2 separate regions of the Homo sapiens genome follow, and region 1 is linked to region 2. Evidence: chromatin loops called from intact Hi-C (ENCODE). Cell type or tissue: MCF 10A. All regions are shown on one strand. Each heading gives the region's core, and the rest is flanking DNA. Links, peaks and the distances in the headings are about the cores only.

What was found. Peaks named below come from ENCODE experiments on the same cell type or tissue, not always from the same donor. Only the 100,000 strongest peaks of a DNase experiment are listed, where the experiment ranks them.
Region 1: it touches region 2 in a loop (2.4-fold over the local background); 2 of 110 quality-filtered maps call a loop at or near these places.

The regions. Positions count from the first base shown.
Region 1 is chr11:80,319,817-80,322,742 of GRCh38, forward strand. No RefSeq gene overlaps it. Among named protein-coding and RNA genes, the nearest start is that of LINC02720, 440 kb to the right of the region's middle. In MCF 10A, for the core only: a CTCF peak has its summit at 1,153 (motif pointing left); no DNase peak of the experiment used is centred there.
Region 2 is chr11:80,161,691-80,164,616 of GRCh38, forward strand. No RefSeq gene overlaps it. Among named protein-coding and RNA genes, the nearest start is that of LINC02720, 600 kb to the right of the region's middle. In MCF 10A, for the core only: no CTCF peak of the experiment used is centred there; a DNase peak (open chromatin) is centred at 1,521.

The sequences.
Region 1 (2,926 bases), core at 141-2,640, 160 kb after region 2:
AGTATACTGGAGAAACTAAGACACTCCCATTCTTATGGGAAGCAGTATTCCTCCAGTGAATGACTTTGATTTGCCCTGGCTGAACTTTTCTGGAATTACAGTGCAGTCTAAGATACTTTATTTTCCAAGTCTCCTTCCTTCCCTCTCCTTCCACAGGTGTAAGTCAGCAAAGTACCTCCACATACCATACACACACACCCAAGGATACAATCATACGCATAATTTTAAATTATGTATTGAATTCTGATTCTTTTCACGCATTATTTTTGAGATAGATAATTTTTCTGAAATGGAGACTAGTATTCTGATTTTGCAGATGGAGAGACTGATGCTTCAACAGATGAGGCATTCTACTGAAAGCCACAAAACTGATGACAGAGCAAGAGCTTACACTCAGGTGTTTTGAACCTTCACCCCAACATCTCTTGCTCATTTTTGGGTCACCAACTCCCAGATATCATTCAAGTAGAAACTGGATGACTTTCTGGCAGAAGTGTTACTGAGCAGATTTATTCTAGGGGTGAAGGTGGGACTGAATGCCAGGTGGCTCCTCTTCTCATTCTGTATCTCCAGGAGACACTTAGCCCTTGCTTCTGTACTGAAACCTACAATGAAATTCAATCCCCTGCTGCAGACTCTGAATAGTAATTGCTATTATAGGCAGGAAACATAACAATGAAAACATTTAAACCTCCTGTTGTTAAGAATCTTTAGGTCAATAGCAGCATTTTAAAATCAATTTGAGCGTTTGCTGGAAGATACAGAAAAGAAACTACAATCAACATAGTAAGGTTAGATAACCCTAGTCATGTTAACAGCTACCTAAAACTTGACATCAATTCCTTACATTGATTCTCATTTACAGTTTACAAAAAAAAAAAAAAAAGAAAGAAAAAATTAGGAAGGACAAGCATAAAAATAATCTCAATGAAGCATCAAATTAGTATAAATAATGATGAAGAGTAATTGCTGCTGTTACTGGAGAACATGTTGTAAATGAGGTTTTCAAGATATCTGCTAATGATGAGAGGCTTTTGCAGTTTTGAAATTCAGAGAAGGAAAAGCGAAACTGGAATTCACGGCGCTAGATATAGGGTCAGATTTGTCCTCCCCCAGGAGTAGCTGCTTCATCAGATTTGGGGGGACTAGTGCCACCTGGTGACTAGCACTGTGCTAGGCATGGCAAGGGTTACAAAGATGGGCGGTAAGTATTAAGTTGGTGCAAAAGTGATTGTGATTGACTTTTGCAATTACTGCAATTAGTTTTCTGCAATTACTTTTGCTCCAACCTAATAGAAAGCTGAGCCCAAAGTCACAATCTTGTGTTTGCAGCCTGCCTCCACCAGTTATAAGATTATCTGACATTGTTTCTATCTCTGTCTTCTAGCTATCGATAGATATACATATGTAAAATATGTATATTATATATATATGAAATATATAGCATGTCATCACCAGATATTATGTATACATAAATGCATTATATATAATGTATATTTTACTTACTGATTTATATTCTATCTTCTCACACCAGAGTGTAAGTTCCAAGAGGGGTAGGAGTATTGATAAGCTAACATACTCCTAGCTTCTAGAATAATAGAAAAGTATCCAGTACATAGTAGGCACTTGATATTCATGGAATCAATTTCTTACCTGTTAAAAGTTCCTTATGTAGTTTTCCCACCTTTAATTACCCCTTGATACTTTACCAACATCTGTTCTTCGCATTGTTACCAGAGTCACTGTTTAAGAAATAAATCAATTGCCTTTCCTTCGCAATAAAAAAAGGAAAGAGATGTGGTAGTAAGTGAATGAGAAAGAAATTTTTCTAAAAATGAAAATCCGATGGTGTCGCCCCTCTGCTGAAAACAATGTAGTGTTTTCTTATTGCTCTTAGGATTAATTCCAACTTCCCTAACATAGCTTGCAATGCTCCCCAGCTAATATTTCTCCTTCCATCTCATTTTTCTTTTTGGATATTTCCTAAACATGCCACATAGTTTTTTTTTGCGTTTTTGGCTTCATGTGGATGGTAGTCTTTCTGCAATACCCATTTTCAATCTTCAGGTTGCTGATGGAATACTGATGGAGTACTAAAAGTTCCAAGTTAAAAGCTTCCAAGTCTGTGGAAATTTGCCAAATCCCCTTCAGGGCTATTTAATCTCTTCCTTCTCTTCCCCAATGCTTCACGGCTATATTTTTGTTGGAGAACTTAAATTACAATATAATCTGGCTCCTCAAAAGACTCTGAGGTCATCACATCATCACCTGGTCATCAACACATCATCATCCAAGAAGGAGCACAAGTTCCTAGCAAAACAGAAGGTGCTCTGTAAAGGTTTCTTGAATAAATGGCTAAATTTATAAGAAGTCAGATGTATGAGAACAAAACTGTATACTAATATCCCAAATAGACTGATGGTTATAAAAATGTAAACCTGTATGTGACTGATTTCAGTGATTTTTACAAATAACTATTCTCAATAATGAAATCTGCTGTTATATTTTATTTTTGTTATAAAGAAAAACAACTCAAAATATCCAGAGGTCCTTGGTAAGGCAGAATGCAGCCAGATGGCGCAGGTAAAATAAAGACAAGCAGAAGAGATGAGTCTGTTCGGGCTTGGGTTTAGTGCCTCTGAAATAAATTTGTCAATGTTCTAACTGACAATAAGGGTCATAAGCTTTCCCTAGCTTAATTTTACTTCCTGCTGTTTACACCAGAGTGGAGTTATGGTGTAAATTTCTATTTTAATTATAATCTTGGTCATAAGAAATCATTCAGCCCAGAACTCCTAAGTATGAGTGGTTTTTTAAAAAGAGTCTAGATCTGGTGTCAAGAGATGTGGGTTTAAATCCCATCTCTGCCACCTAGTGTGAACTTGAATAATTCATTTATATAAGCCTCAGTTGTCATATCTATAAT
Region 2 (2,926 bases), core at 155-2,654:
ATCATGTGTTGGTTTTCTGGTGACCAGCTCCCATCTTGAGGCTATCTAGTGGCCCAACCTCAGTCACCATATTAGTATAGACATAGGCTTGTTCCAAAGGGGCTCATTACGAATAACCAAAGACTCTCTTACCACTCAGAAAAGTGTAAGTTTTAGGAACTCTCTGCCAGGAACCAGGGACAAAGACCAAAATATGTATTTTTTATTACACCAAAGTAGTCTTAGCGTGATAGAGTGATTGAGAGAGAATATATTAATTTTTTCAATCCTAAGAAATTTCACCTTACAGTTATTCTTTGACTCATCCTGGGCATATTCATGTCTCCAAATTAAGAAAAAACACTAGGAGTTCTTTAAAAGATAGAAATTGCTCATCAAATAGCTTTAATGTACCAGGAAATATGCCATATTGGAAACAGCAAATAGCATGTTGTGATAATGGCCATTAGTAATTCCAGGCATTTTGGTTTCTCAGATACTTTTCCTGGGCTTCATTCTCACGATAGTAAAATCAGCTTAGATTTGTCTAGCACTTTACAGTTTACATGTCTTGACCTTTATCCCATTTGAACACCTAGCCTGACTGATATCCTTCCTGAAATTGACAGCTTATTTTTTTGTCTCTCTAGGATCTATTTGCCTCAGTTCGATTGGTGGAACCTAGACTCGTGTCGTTAGTGCTCTCACTATTCAAAAACAAAAACAAATAAGAAAAAGGAGAAACAAAGTCTTTCTGTCCTTTAAAATGTGGATGACTCCCATGGCCTCTGCCTAACCCACCTGACATACTGAATTTGTGAGTGTTCATCCTTCTCACCCCACTCCTAATATTCTAGCCGTACTTCCAGCCTGGCTTTGTTCTGGCCAGCCATCGTGGTATTGTGTAATAGTAACAGTTAAAGGGTGAGCAAAATCCTGCAACAGCTCTTATTATAATTATAAACAATAAAACCATCTTCATCATATGACCCGCAGCCTGTGGCTAAAGGCAAGCCAAAGAAACAAACTAACAGCTCAATGGGAAAAATAAATGCTATACGTGATTGGCACATTTAAGCCACAGCAATTCTGACAGATTATTACTGGCTTCTAGTGAGACAAGTAATGGCAGTGGGATGTCAGAACACTTCATGATGGTGGGAAGTCTAACCTTCAGGGCCAGCAGCAGTACACTGAGAGGGGGTGAACTGGGCCTTGAAGGGAACCAAAACCATACCACAAAAGAAATGTTTAGCTTACAGAAAATAAATGGAGGAAACTGATCTCTCCCTTTGATTCCTGAGAGCCTGCATTTCTTGCATGCTCCCAGCCGACCTCCAGTCCCAGATATGTATGTACAAAAAACACTCTAAAAATAAAATAAAAAGTCACCTGGAGAACAGTATGTCTCTGAATTCTATGTGACATAGATAGGCTCACCCTTTTAAACCTGCTGTCTCTCTCTGGTCTCACCAGGCTCCATATCTCCAGGGCAGTGGGCCCCAAAGAATGCTGAGTGTGGTTTACTTGGCACACGCCCTGTACTAGGAATCTCTGAGTCAAGTGACGTATGGGATTCCTGCCTCCTTGCCCCATCCATTACCAGCTTCTTCACTATGGAAATGTGCACTAGAGAAGTGAAAAGGGAAACACAAAGTGAAAATGCAGAGGAACACAAATTTCCCATCGCTTGGAACATTTCATCCTCTCTGGAAGGCAAGATTAAAGGTGGCTACAGAAGATTCTTTCCTGAGAAGGGCAGGAGTTATTTCACTAAGCTAAATTCAGGACAGGAGATGTACCTGTTTTTGAGAGGATATAATAATCACTCAAACTACTCTTCTGTGAAAAAGGAATCAGCACTATAAAATTCTCCAAAGTCAATGGGTCCATCTGGAGTAATTCCAGGTTGTCTGTGACATGTTGAAAACAAAGAGATGACCAGCTTTCCTGTGTGATTAATGACCTGAAATATGCCTGGCTGTTCTAGCGGGTCACTCAGTGTCTCAGTCAGAGATAAAGTGCTAACCTCTGCAGTCTTGGTTGCTTCAATGCCAGTTCTGTCTAGTATTGAAAAGTAGAGATAACAGCTTTCTGTTTGTCAAAGATGCCCAGAAATGATTCTGGGTACATTGTTGGCTAGTGAGCTCTCTGTCCTGGAAAAACTTAGGGAGATACTGGGAGAACTTTTGAAGGAAACATTGTTGAGGAGATCCAAAAGGAGGGGGTTTGGTTGGACTAGGCTTTCACCTCCTCTTCACTTCTGGCCTGAGTTTTCATAGGATTCCTTGGGGAACTTAAAGTTCAATAGACTTTATAACCAAATGACCAAGCGCTAACTCTAGGCCCTGTGCTAGGGCCATGGGATTATGAAGATTGACTAGACAAAATGCTTTCCCTCAAGAAGATGAATGCAGTCAAAAAGAAAGACATGAAGAGAGACTATTCTAATGTAAAGGAGTGATGTGGGCACTGGGGAAGACTGCCACTCCAGTCATCTTCTTCCCTAACCTTAACATTAATTGTGTGTGTGTGTTTGATTAACATATTTGATTGATGAGGAAATTAATCAATGGCCTTCAATGACTTGCTCATTACAACACCGGGGCTAGGACTTAAGTCTAAAACATCTGATAGATACTAAAAATGAGAGTCTACATCAAAAGTATCAATGGGCTATGTACTTGCTTGTGTTTCATTGTCTTTTCAGAAATGATTGCTCTACCTTCTGCAATTTAAAGGTTTTTCATCTTAACTACAAAGAAAGAAACAGCTTCTTCTGTAAAACTATCATGGGAAATGTGTCAGAGCACTGATTTCAGGACCCCCTGCACGGCTTTTAAACAAAAAACCAATAATCAGCCCATCCTATTATGTTCTCCTATTTCTACATTTGTGAAATGTAAATTACTTAAATGGATTCAGTTCTCATCACTGTCCACCTTCA